Regions from separate parts of the Homo sapiens genome. Here region 1 is linked to region 2. A link is an interaction called in ENCODE POLR2A ChIA-PET data of the cell type or tissue named here. Cell type or tissue: MCF 10A. All regions are shown on one strand. Links, peaks and the distances in the headings refer to the core of each region. The heading gives the core; the rest is flanking DNA.

Evidence for each region. ChIA-PET counts read pairs that join two places held together with the same protein. Peaks named below come from ENCODE experiments on the same cell type or tissue, not always from the same donor. Only the 100,000 strongest peaks of a DNase experiment are listed, where the experiment ranks them.
Region 1: POLR2A ChIA-PET joins it to region 2 with 7 read pairs; 10 of 35 experiments call an interaction of 5 or more read pairs at or near these places.

The regions. Positions count from the first base shown.
Region 1 is chr1:161,242,321-161,248,698 of GRCh38, forward strand. No RefSeq gene overlaps it. Among named protein-coding and RNA genes, the nearest start is that of NR1I3, 7.3 kb to the left of the region's middle. In MCF 10A, for the core only: no CTCF peak of the experiment used is centred there; no DNase peak of the experiment used is centred there.
Region 2 is chr1:161,386,602-161,392,979 of GRCh38, forward strand. LOC124904443 (a long non-coding RNA gene) reads left to right here. Exons shown (of 2, transcript XR_007066693.1): 2 at 1-906. Among named protein-coding and RNA genes, the nearest start is that of TRV-CAC1-1, 10 kb to the right of the region's middle. RefSeq lists an enhancer at 3,081-3,280 and a silencer at 3,461-3,680. In MCF 10A, for the core only: no CTCF peak of the experiment used is centred there; a DNase peak (open chromatin) is centred at 3,380.

The DNA of each region.
Region 1 (6,378 bases), core at 479-5,478, 140 kb before region 2:
CTCATTATCCAGGTTTGCTGTGAAGATTAAACAAAGTAATAAAGTAGTAAAATGTAAAATTCCTTACACGGTGCTTGAAATATGGAAGGAAATCAACACATATTCATTCTCTTACCTTCTTCGTTTCCTTCCCCTTTTACTGCTGTCTTCTCCCAGATACAAAACCAGAAACTGGTGAGTCACCTAGTCTCCTTTCTCTCCCTCACTCCCTATAAATGACCAAATGCCATGACCTGTCATTCCTATCTTCTGACCTCTACATGCCCACTACCTCTTAGCTGAGTTTAGGCCCTCATCATTTTTCACTTACTGCTGCAGTAGACTATTCAATTATTCTCCCTGCTCCCAGCCTCATCTCCTTCCAACCCATCCTCCATGCTGTTGCTATTTCTAAAATGCAAATTTGATCATGTCTCTCCTCTGCTTAAAATTCTTCATTTGCTTTCCATCACCTTCACGATAAAATCCAATCTCTTTAGCATGTCACACAAAGTCCTTTGTGATCTGGCCCCTATTTAATCACTCTGGCCTCATCTATTCTGTCCCCACTTCCCTCCCCTGACCTAGCACATCACACTTTGGCTCTAGATGTGCTTAGGCATTTAGAGTTCCCTGAACAAGCTGTGCTCACTCACCTCTGAACAACTGCCCTTGTTGTTCCCTCTGGTTGGAATCACGTCACACACCCTTACTTTCAAACCCTCCTCCTCGATCCTCCTGATCCTCTTGGTCCTTCAGGCCTGGGTAGAGCAGATCACCTCTGTGAGCCTAATAGATCTACACCTCTGTACACAAATTTGTGACAGCACTTATCACATTGCAGAACAACTGACTGTTTCTTTTTGACTCTATCAATCAACTGTGAGTTGATGAAGTCAAGGGCTGCACCTGTCATTTGGGGATCCTTAGGGTCTTATGTACTCCAAGCATATATAATAAATATTTATGGAATGAATAAATGGACTAGGATACAAATTAAGATCTGATTTCAAACCCGTGCTCTTTTCATGCAACATCATATGCTATTGTTTGTGAATGAGCACACTCATTCATTCAATAAATATGTAATGGGTATCTACTTTGTGCCAGGCATTTTGCTAGCACTATCATCTGAATACATTTCTATTTCCCTTTTAGCTGCTTTCTTTTTTAATTTTTTAATTTTTTTTTTTTTGAGATGGAGTTTTGCTCTTGTTGCCCAGGCTGGGAGTGCCATGCAGTGGCATGATCTCGGCTCACTGCAACCTCTGCCTCTTGGGTTCAAGCAATTCTCCTGCCTCAGCCTCCCAAGTAGCTGGGATTACAGACATGCACCACCACATCTGGCTAATTTTGTATTTTTAGTAGAGACTGGGTTTCACCATGTTGGTCAGGCTGGTCTTGAACTCCTGACCTCAGGTGGGCCACCTGCCTCTGCCTCCCAAGTGCTGGAGTTACAGGTGTGAGCCACCGCACTTGGCCTAGCTGCTGTCTTTCACAGCTCTGTCACCCAGGTTGGAGTGCAGTGTCTTGATCTCGGCTCACTGCAACTTTCTCCTTCTGGGTTCAAGCGATTCTCCTGCCTCAGCCTCCTGAGTAGCTGGGACTACAGGCGCACGCCACCATGCCCGGCTACTTTTTGTATTTTTAGTAGAGATGGGGTTTCACTATATTGGCCAGACTGGTCTTGAACTCCTGACCTCGTGGTGCACCCACCTCGGCCTCCCAAAATGCTGGGATTACAGGTGTGAGCCACCACGCCCGGCCTTTCATAGCTTTTTTTAAAAAAAATTCTGAGGCCGGGCGCGGTGGCTCACGCCTGTAATCCCAGCACTTTGGGAGGCCGAGGCGGGTGGATCATGAGGTCAGGAGATCGAGACCATCCTGGCTAACAAGGTGAAACCCCGTCTCTACTAAAAATACAAAAAATTAGCCGGGCGCGGTGGCGGGCGCCTGTAGTCCCAGCTACTCGGGAGGCTGAGGCAGGAGAATGGTGTGAACCCGGGAAGCGGAGCTTGCAGTGAGCCGAGATTGCGCCACTGCAGTCCGCAGTCCGGCCTGGGCGACAGAGCGAGACTCCGTCTCAAAAAAAAAAAAAAAAAAAAAAAAAAATTCTGAGACATGATGGGCGTGGTGGCTCATGCCCACTCCGGGAGGCGAGGCAGGTGGATCACTTGAGTTCGAAACCAGCCTGGCCAACATGGTGAAACCCCGTCTCTACTGAAAATACAAAAAATAGCCAGGTGTGGTGGTGGTGCCTATAACCCCGGCTACTCAGGAGGCTGAGGCTTGGGAATGCCTTGAACCTGGGAGGCGGAGGTTGCAGGGAACCGAGATCGTGCCATTGCGCTCCAGCCTGGGTGACAGAGGGAGACTTTGTCTCAAAATATATAATTAATTAATTAAAAAATAAAACAAAATAAAATAAAATAAACTCGGAGACAGGCCTTGTTCTGTTGCCCAGACAGGAGTGCAGTGGTGTGACCACTGCTCACTGTGGCCTCCACTTCCTGGGCTCAAGTGAATGAATTTCCTTCCTTGTCCTCCCAGGTAGCTAGGACTACAGGTGCATGCCACCACACCTGGCTAATTTTGTTTATTTTTTGAAGAAACAGGGTCTCACTATATTGCCCAGAGTGGTCTCGAACTTCTGGGCTCCAGCAATCCTCCTGCCTGGCCAGACTTCCGTTAGTCTTCTAGTCCTATTCGTGACTCCTTTCATACTTCTGAACTGTTCCTACCTGCTGTTCCTACTTGCCATGTTTGCGTTTGCTATCTGGCTGACCTCATTCAGGTATCTACTGAGCCAAATATCCAGTCTGGGCCTGTTGTGTCCTATTTGGCCTCCCAGATTCTGGCACAAACACTTTGAACAGGAAGAGTTCCTTTCTTTTGAGACTTATAATCTGGTTTTAATCTTCTTTCTTTAAATTTACCACCAATCACCTGTGGTCTATTGAATTCAATGGGCTTTCTTTCATGTTTCTCCCAATCAACCAAACTCCCTTCTGCTTTTGACCTCCTAACAACTATTTTCTTTTCTTTGAAACTTATTCTCCCTAACCTCTATGATGTTATGTATTCTTGGTTCTCCATTTCTATTTCTAATAGGTCTTTTTTTCTTTCTTCTCTAATTGATCCTCCTTTTTTCTAGGCCCATGGGTTAGGAAAAACTATGGAAACTATGGGTTTTTTTTGTTCCCAAATGCTCTTTTTTTTTTTTCTTTTCTTCTTTGAGATAGAGTCTTGCTCTGTCACTGAGGCTGGAGTGCCGTGTGCAATCTTGGCTCACTGCAACCTCCACTTCCTGGGCTCAAACAATCCTCGTGCCTCAGCCTCCAGAGTAGCTTGGATTACAGGCGCCTGCCACCACACCTGGCTAATTTTTGTACTTTTAGTAGAGACAGTATTTCGCCCTCTTGGTCAGGCTGGTCTCAAACTCCTGGCCTCAAATGATCCAGCTGCCTTGGCCTCCCAAAGTGTCAGGATTGCAGGTGTGAGCTGCCACGCCTGTGACCTAAAGCTTGATCTTAACCTTCCTACCCTTCTTTCATGTTCTTCCCTAATGCTTAATTTCTACACAAGGCTCTGGTAAAAAGTAAAAATGTCTAATATTTTAACATCACAGTTTACAGAGTTTATATGCTTCATTTCGTTCACCCTCATCTCAGTATGTGAATGTCTCTAAAATCTACAACTCTAGTTCCAGGAAATCTTGCTGTTCTTTTTATTTTTATTTTTTATTTTTTGTACAGACGGGGTCTCACTATGTTGCCCAGGCTGGTCTTGAACTACTGAGCTCAAAATATCCTCCTGCCTTGGCTTCCCAAAGTGCTGGGATTACAGGCATGAGCCACTGTGCCTGGACAAATCTTGCTGTTCTTAATAGTCACTCTTTTTTATTTTTATTTTTTTGAGACAGGGTCTCACTCTGTCACCCAGACTGGAATGCAGTGGTGTGATCATGGCTCAATGCAGCTTCAACTTCCTGAGCTCAAACGATCCTCCTGCCTCAGCCTCCTAAGTAGCTGGGACTATAGGTGCACACTATCACACTCAGCTAATTTTTATTTTTATTTTTTGTAGAGATGGAGTCTCACTGTGTGGCTCAGGTTGAGTAGTCACTTCTAATGCCTCTGCAGATTGCATTTCATTCTGTTCCTTTCTCTGGACTCCCACTGCACTTGCCCAGACTTCTATCAGATAACCTATAACAATATCATGCCTTTGCATTCACATGACTGTCTCTCCCCTACCACACCATAAGCTCTATGTTGTGTAGGTTTTTCTATCCAAACACTCAGCATCTGTCCTGGTCATAATGTGTGCTTAATAGCCAATGAAAGTTTGAAGAATTTTCCCAATTTCCCGATCTTGAATTCCAAAATCACTGTGAATCCTCCTCTAAATCTTTCTAGTCACCAAGTCTTGTAGATTTCTTATGTCACATGTTTCTTGATGCTGTCTCTTCTCTTCTGTTACTGTCACTACGCTCACCCAAGATCCTACACTTTGTACAACTGCAGCGTCCTCATCTTGGCCTTCCTGCTCTTAGTCTTTCTCTTGTCAAATCAGTCCTATGTTTCTTCTGCAAGAATAAACTAAAGGTGCTATTTGTATGAAGGCTAAATTTAAATTCCTTACTCTGATATTCAGGACCCTGCCATATCTCCTGCAATTTCTCCATTCAAAACCTGAGTTTTCTTTCACCATTTTTTTTCTTATTGTCACTCGGATACTGAAGAGACACATCTTTTCCTCTTTCTTCTCTCCCATTCTCCATTTGTTTATATTCTACTCTTCGTTTAAGGCCTAACCCAAATTTCACTTTCCCCAGGAAGTTTTTGATTCTTTTGGTCCCGGCTGATGTCTGTCTTCTTTGACTTATTTATTTACTTATTTATTCATTTATTGAGACAGAGTCTTGCTCTGTCGCCCAGGCTGAAGTGCAGTGGCATGATCTTGGCTCACTGCAACCTCCATCTCCTGGGTTCAAGCGATTCTCATGCCTCAGTCAACCGAGTAGCTAGGACTACAGGCATACGCCACCATGCCTGGCCAATTTTTGTATTTTCAGTAGAGGCAGGGTTTCATCATGTTGGCCAGGCTGGTCTTGAACTTCTGACCTCAAGTGATCTGCCCGCCCTGGCCTTCCAAAGTGCTAGGATTACAGGAGTGAACCACTGCACCCCACCTGTCTTCTTTGACTTATTACATTTTTTTTGGAGACAGAGTCTCTCTCTATCCCCTAGGCTGGAGTGTGGTGGCACGATCTCAGCTCACTACAACCTCTGCCTCCCGGATTCAAGCGATTCCCATGCCTCAGCCTCCTGAGTAGCTGGGATTACAGGCACCCACCACCACCCAGCTAATTTTTGTATTTTTAATAGAGATGGTGTTTCACCATGTTGGCTGGGCTGGTCTTGAACTTCTGACCTCAGGTGATCCACCTGCCTTGGCCTCCCAAAGTGCTGGGATTACAGGTGTGAGCCACCACGCCCAGACTGACTTATTACTATTTATTATTATACAATTAACTGTTGGAGCATACTTGGGCATTTAGTCGCCTGAGGCAGATATTGACAATTTATGACCTACGAGCCCAATCTGGCCTGCTGCCTGTGAGCTAAGAATGGTTTTACATTAATATTAAACATTTTTTAAAGAAGAATATTTTGTAACGCATAAAAATTACGTGAAATTTAGACTTTAGTGTAGATGGAGTCTCACTCTGTTGCCAGGCTGGAGTGCAGTGGCAGGATCTCAGCTCACTGTAACCTCTGCCTCCCTGGTTCAAGCGATTCTCCTGCCTCAGCCTCCCAACTAGCTGGGACTATAGGCCCGTGCCACCACACCCAGCTAATTTTTGTATTTTTAGTAGAGACAGGGTTTCATCAGGATGGTCTCGATCTCCTGACCTCGTGGTCCACCCCCCTTGGCCTCCCAAAGTGTTGGGATTACAGGCGTGAGCCACCATGCCTGGCCGTCTATGTCCTCCTTCAAGCTATAATGGGAGACTTAAGTAGTCTTGACAGATAACATACGTGGCCTGCAAAGCCTAAAATATTTATCATCTGGTTGATACAGAAAAAGCTTACTGATCCCTGATCTCAGATCTTGAATTCTCTTTATAATCTTTTCATAGCTGTTTAAGAACTTTGGAAAGGTCTGCTTCACTAAAGATAATCTTTTGAAGCTAATTAGTGGTTCATTAGAACAGTGGGGGAAGCTGGAGGAGTAGGCTTTATAGAGTGTGTAGGAGCTATCCTAGTTAGAAACTTAGTAACTTAGGCAACTGGATTGCCATTGGAAAGTGAGAGTCAGAGGATCTCAGGTGGATGAGGGAAAAGACGTGATCTTTTTTCCATCTTCTCTTTTTCTTTTTTCTTTTTTTTTGAG
Region 2 (6,378 bases), core at 586-5,585:
TTAAAATGGAGACCAGGCCTGAAGAATCTCTGAGCAGACAAAACCAGTTAGGCCTCATAAGTGACCTCAACCTTGATTTACAAACACAAGGGAAACTTATGTTGAGCCATTTCTTGTAAATGCCTGTATTAAAGAAAAACAAAACTTAAGCTCAACCAATTGGAAGTAGCCAAAAACTTATATAACTAGGGACTTTCCAAGAAGGTGAATGAATGAATAAGGCAACTGTAAAATTGCAATCAATCAAATTATTTATTTTGCTCCACATTTACCCCATAAATACTTGCCCCTGATGATTTGTCATGAGAAAATTAAACTTCTTTTGGTTTGGTATTTCCCAATTCATTAATTGCTTCCTATTCAAATGAACTCTATTTTTTTTTTTTTTGAGATGGAGTCTCGCACTGTCACCTGGGCTGGAGTGCAGTGGTGCGATCTCGGCTCACTGCAACCTCTGCCTCCCCAGTCACACATTTCTCCTGCCTCAGCCTCCCAAGTAGCTGGGATTACAGGCGCGTGCCACCACGCCTGGCTAATTTTTTGTATTTTTAGTAGAGACGGGGTTTCATTATGTTGGCCAGACTGGTCTCAAATCCTGACCTCGTGATCCACCCGACTCGGCCTCCCAAAGTGCTGGGATTACAGGCATGAGCCACAGCACCCGGCTGGTCAAATGAGCTCTTAAAATTTTTTTTTTGTGCCTTAGTTTACCTTTTACATATGTGAATGAGCAACTCCAAATGATTCCAGCCCCAAGCTTTTAAGTCATCTCAGGCTTCCAAGTCTTCTCAGCTGAAGTCTCAGTGATTCTGAAGCAGAGACAAGTCATCCCCACTATACCCTTTCCGAATTCTTGACCCACAGAATCCATGACATAATAAACTGGTTGCTGTTTTGTACCAGTAAGTTTGGAGTGGTTTGTTACACACCAATAGGTAATTGGAACACTCCCTTATCTTCCCCGAGGTAGCATCTTGGTGAAGGTGGAGCAACCAATGACCTAGAGGTAGCAGAAAACGGAGGCAACCTCAGGTCCCTGTGGCTGGACTCTGGCACCCTAATGCTCTCCGATGTGTTGGACTGGCCTTGTCCCTGGGTACCCTGTGCTGAGCAAGGTGCAGCTTTTTTCTGCTGGGCCTTTTGGAGTATCATCCTAACATGAACTTCTCAAGTCCGTGGTCTCATACCATTCTATTTGCCTCTAGTTGCCAAGTCCCTGCCCAGTGGGCTTCCTTGTCTTATTCCCAGACTTCTACAAAAGACATTTATTCTTGTCTATGTATCTTCCCTTAGAAGGAGATGGGAGTCAAATCTGTTCAAAATCCATTCCTCTCTCCATACCCCCAACTCCTGATAGGGCTGGGTGAAGTTCTCACCACCTACTCCTAAGGGTTTTTATTTATTTATTTATATTTATATTTATATTTTTTTTGAGACAGAGTGTCGCACCCAGGTTGGAGTACAGTGGTGTGATATCGGCTCACTGCCAGCTCCGCCTCCCCTCCCGGGTTCATGCCATTCTCCTGGCTCAGCCTCCCGAATAGCTGGGACTACAGGCGAACGCCACCATGCCTAGCTAATTTTTAATATTTTTAGTAGATACGGGGTTTCACCGTGTTAGCCGGGATGGTCTCGATCTCCTGACCTCGTGATCCGCCCGCCTCGGCTTCCCAAAGTGCTGGGATTACAGGCGTGAGCCACGGTGCCCGGCCTCCTAAGGGTTTTAAAATCCATTCCTGGCCGGGCGCGGTGCTCAGGCCTGTAATCCTAGCACTTTCAGAGGCCCAGGTGAGCGGATCATGAGGTCAGGAGTTCGAGACCAGCCTGACCAACATGGTGAAACCCGTCTCTACCAAAAATACAAAAATTAGCCGGGTGTGGTGGCGTGCGCCTGTAATCCCAGCTACTCTGGAAGCTGAGGCAGGAGAATCTCTTGAACCCGGGAGGGGAGGCGGAGGTTGCAGTGAGCCGAGATAGCACCACTGCACTCCAGCCTGGGCGACAGAGCCAGACTCCGTCTCAAAAATAAAATAAAAATAAATAAATAAAATCCTTTCCCTCAGGAGCAGGAGGCTTAGATTCCTTCCAGCACTGGCCTTGCCTTCAGGGTTTCACTGGTATATTTGGGGAGTGTTCTGCAAGGGGTGTAAAAGTGAGCAGCTGCATTTGTTCAAGGCAGCAGGAAGTACTGCTGGGACCCCAAACCCAGCCTCCTGCAGTTTCCTCACTGCCTCACCTTGTGGCCAGAAGAAGCTAGGCAATCCACCCCTTCCATGGTAGGGCCGGGGCTCATGTTCCTTTATTTGGTTCGAACCTCAGTTTACCTCTCCAAGGACTCCAAGATAAAAGCACATTCTTTGTAGGACTGGTTTCAAGTGATGCACCAGTGTAAAAAGGGATTTGCGGGCAATCAGTATAAATGATTTGGGTTTGGATTTAGCTCCGTCACTTAATATAAGGGGATCTTGGGCATGTCTCTACAATTTTATTTCTTCATCTGTAATATCTTGATAATGGTTACTTCATAAGATTATTAAAAGGATTAGATGACACTGTAAATTACTTAGCCTTACAGAAAGTAAATGTAAAGCAGGCCACGCACGGTGGTGGCTCACGCCTTAATTCCAGCACTTTGGGAGGCCGAGGCGGGTGGATCACCTGAGGTCGGGAGTTCCAGACCAGCCTGACCAACACGGAGAAACCCCCATCTCTACTAAAAATACAAAATTAGCTGGGCGTGGTGGCACATGCCTGAAATCCCAGCTACTCGGGAGGCTGAGCCAGGAGAATCGCTTGCACCTGGGAGGCGGAGGTTGCAGTGAGCGGAGATCGCGCCATTGCACTCCAGGCTGGGCAACAAGAGCCAAGAGCCAAACTCCGTCTCAAAAAAAAAAGTAAATGTAAAGCAAAAGTTAGTTACGATTAGAAAAATGCATATTAACAAATTAAAGACTCCGCAAGCTATTTAATTAAAGAGAATTGCTTAATTCTGTCGGACCCCAAATTTTCCTGCTTGACAAATTCACAGAACCCTTTCAAACGAAACACCAATAATTAGGATTAGGGTGGAGACGGAGGAGCTGGAGTGAACGGGACTTGGCTGGAACACGTCCACGCACGAGTATGAGGTGAGGTATGCAGGTCAATGGGAACGCCACTCCCCTCGGGAAGGACACGGCACAGTCTTTTCGTCCTCCTGGGGCTGAACCCGGGACGTCAACACGAGGCTAACGGGACAGCTGTTTCTCCGCTCCCTCGTCACAGCCCGCGCGTGCTCCGCTCCGCTTCCCTTCAACCGACGTATTGCCAGTACCGTCTCCGTCTTGTCCAGCCCCCGCTGTCGGGAACTGAGAGCACCCTTTCCCAGACTTCCGGTCTTGACTCATTGCTGACGGGAAAGCTCCGGACCTCTGCGAGCCGTGGGGCGGGGCGCGGCGAGAGGAGGGGCGGGGCTCACGAGTGACGAAGGGCAGAAGGGCGGGGCGGGACGAGAGGAGGGGAGGGGCGAGCGGAGGGGAGGGACGAGAGGAGGGGCGGGACGAGAGGGGGGCGGGACGAGAGGAGGGGCGGGGCTCACGAGTGACGCAGGGCAGAAGGGCGGGGCGCAAGAGAGACTGAGAGCACTACGCGGGTGAGAGGAGGGGCGGGGCGTGGGAGTGACGGGGCGTGGGAGTGACTGGGCGCGGAGAGGCCGGAGCCGGAGGCGAGGCGAGGCGTGAGAGTGAATGAGGGAGGAGGGCTGTGAGGGGCTGGAGCGCCCCTGGGTGTCCTTGAGATTGCGGGAAATTCGGGTCACTTTTTCCCCAGGCCTCAGGCCTGCCGCGTCGAATTTGGGGTCTTCGCTAGGCCTGCAAGGTTGGCCGACGTTCAGGATCGGTGCCCAGGAGATGGGCTGCCTTCTCTGGGGCTGGGCAAGGGACTCTGCCTGGCAGCGCGCCTGGACCGGGGCGGGAGCACAGGGCTGGATGCGGGGCACCTCGGCGTGATTCGCGGCGGCAAGTCTCTTTTGCATCCCTACCCTGAGTTCCCCCATTCTCTTTCCCCGAAGCAACCACTGTTAGGGTTTTTGCGTGCCCTTCCTAGATGATCTCCAGTCGTCCCTCGGTATCCGCAGGCAGATTAGCTCCAGGACAGCAAGCACCCCATACTAAAATCTGCGGATGCTGAAGTCCCTCCTATAAAATGGCATAGTATTTACCTACAACTACGCACATCCTCCCACACACTTTAAATCAGCTATGGATTACTTGTAATACCTAATACAATGTAGTTATACTGTGTTGTTTGTATTTGCATTATTTTTATTGTTATTTTTCCTAATATTTTGGGAACCCGCTCGTGTGGGAGGTTCCCATACATGTATATATATTAATATGCATAAATATATTTCCTCCATTTTCCCCTTACTCAAAAACCCCACACTACACACTACTCTTCACCCATCTTTTCAGTTAGCAGTAAGTCTTGAATCTGTCCAAGAGCAGGATGACATGCAAAATGAGTGATTTAAAACTCTTTCTACAGCTGGGCTTTAAAGTACTTCCAGCTTTTTACTACTGTTTTGGCAGAGGGCTCACCTATGGGAATTAAAAGATGAATTTCCAGCCTGGGCATATAATAAGACTTGTCACTACAAAATAAAATAAAATTAGCTGGGTGTGGTGGCAGTCGCCTGTGGTCGCAGCTACTCAGGAGGCTGAGGTGGGAGAATCCCTTGAGCCTGGAACGTCGAGGCTGCAGGTTCAAGTGATTCTCCTGCCTCAGCCTCCCTAGTAGCTGGGATTACAGTGTGCACCACTACGCCTGGCTAATTTTTGTATGTTTAGTAGAGACAGGGTTTCACCATGTTGGCCAGGCTGTTCTCAGACTCCTGACCTCAGGTGATCTGCCGGCCTCGGCCTCCCAAAGTGCTGGGATTACAGGCTTGAGCCACTGTGCCTGGCCCGAAGTGGGGAGTTTTTATGCAGCTGGAGAGTAAAGGAGGGGGAGTTTCAGAGACCTGAGGGGAAAAGTCTATGTTTCTTCAGTCTCCGATAATGCCTTGAACAACCAGACTTCTGGGCATCAGCAATTGGACATAACATCCTTAAAGTAATTCATCCGAATCTTCTGCTTTTTTTTTTTTTTTTTTTTGAGACAGGGTCTCACTCTATTGCCCAGGCTGGACTGCAGTGACATGATCTCAGCTCACTGTAACCTCCGTCTCCCAGGTTCAAGCGATTCTGCCACCTCAGCCTCCTGAATAACTGGGACTACAGGCACGTATCACCCAGCTAATTTTTGTTTTTTGTTTTTTTTTGGTAGAGATGATGTTTCACTATGTTGGCCAAGGTTGTCTCGAACTCATGACCTCAAGTAATCTGCCTGCCTCCGCCTCCCGAAGTGCTGGGATTACAGGCATGAGCCACTATGCCTGTTCCTTCTGCAATTTTTTTTTCAAGACCCTGAAGTTATATTCTTTTGCTTGACAAAGAAAACAGTACATCAGCAGTTTATAATTATATTATAGAAGGAATATTGGGCAAAACACAAGTGCAAGCAAGCAAGGGCCTGATCAGAATTTTCATCCTTTCAGTCACTAAAAATGCTGGTGTGGTAAAATCTCAAGGGGTCCCATTATAAAATGTACCTTAGAAATTCCATGGGATGCCATGGTCTTGTTTGTTTTCATAAATAAGGCCTGTCTATCTGCCGCTGGATTTCCCTCTTGTATCCTAGCAAGGATCAGACTTTGTTTTTTGTGTATATTTTTTGATATGGAGTTTCACTCTGTCACCCATGGATGGAATGCAGTGCCGCAATCATAGCTCACAGCAGCTTCAAACTCCTGGGCTCAAGTGATCCTCCCATTTCATTCTCCCAAGTCTTTGGGACTACAGGTGTGCCCCAGTGCACCTGGCTAGGATCAGACTTCAGAAGATCCTGGCCCGACTGGGTGGCACAGGCCCATCACTCTTACTATTTCACTGTGCTCTCCGTAAAGTCCTGAAATATTCTGACCAACAGGGATGGACTCTTTTCAAGATCCACAGAGCTCCGAGGAATTTGTCCTATCCTTTTCTTCCCCTACTGCCTCATGTTGCTGGTGTCTGCTTATAAAGGAGCTAATGGAATGGGTAAACTAGGAGTGCTAGAGTGGTTGGTCTGAGACAAGGGTGAGGGGAAGGAATCAACCACTTTGGGATCAGAACAGAGGAGAAAGCAGGGCCACCACGGGAACTGTAGTTATTCCTTTCTTGCTGCTCTTTGGCTGTAGTTTCCCTCTCCCATACCATCAAGAAGCCCCAGTGAAACCACATGTACCACATTTATATTTCTTGCTCTGAGATCCATTCCCTGCCCTAACTCTCCCTGTTGTACTTGCAGGGAAATGCATTT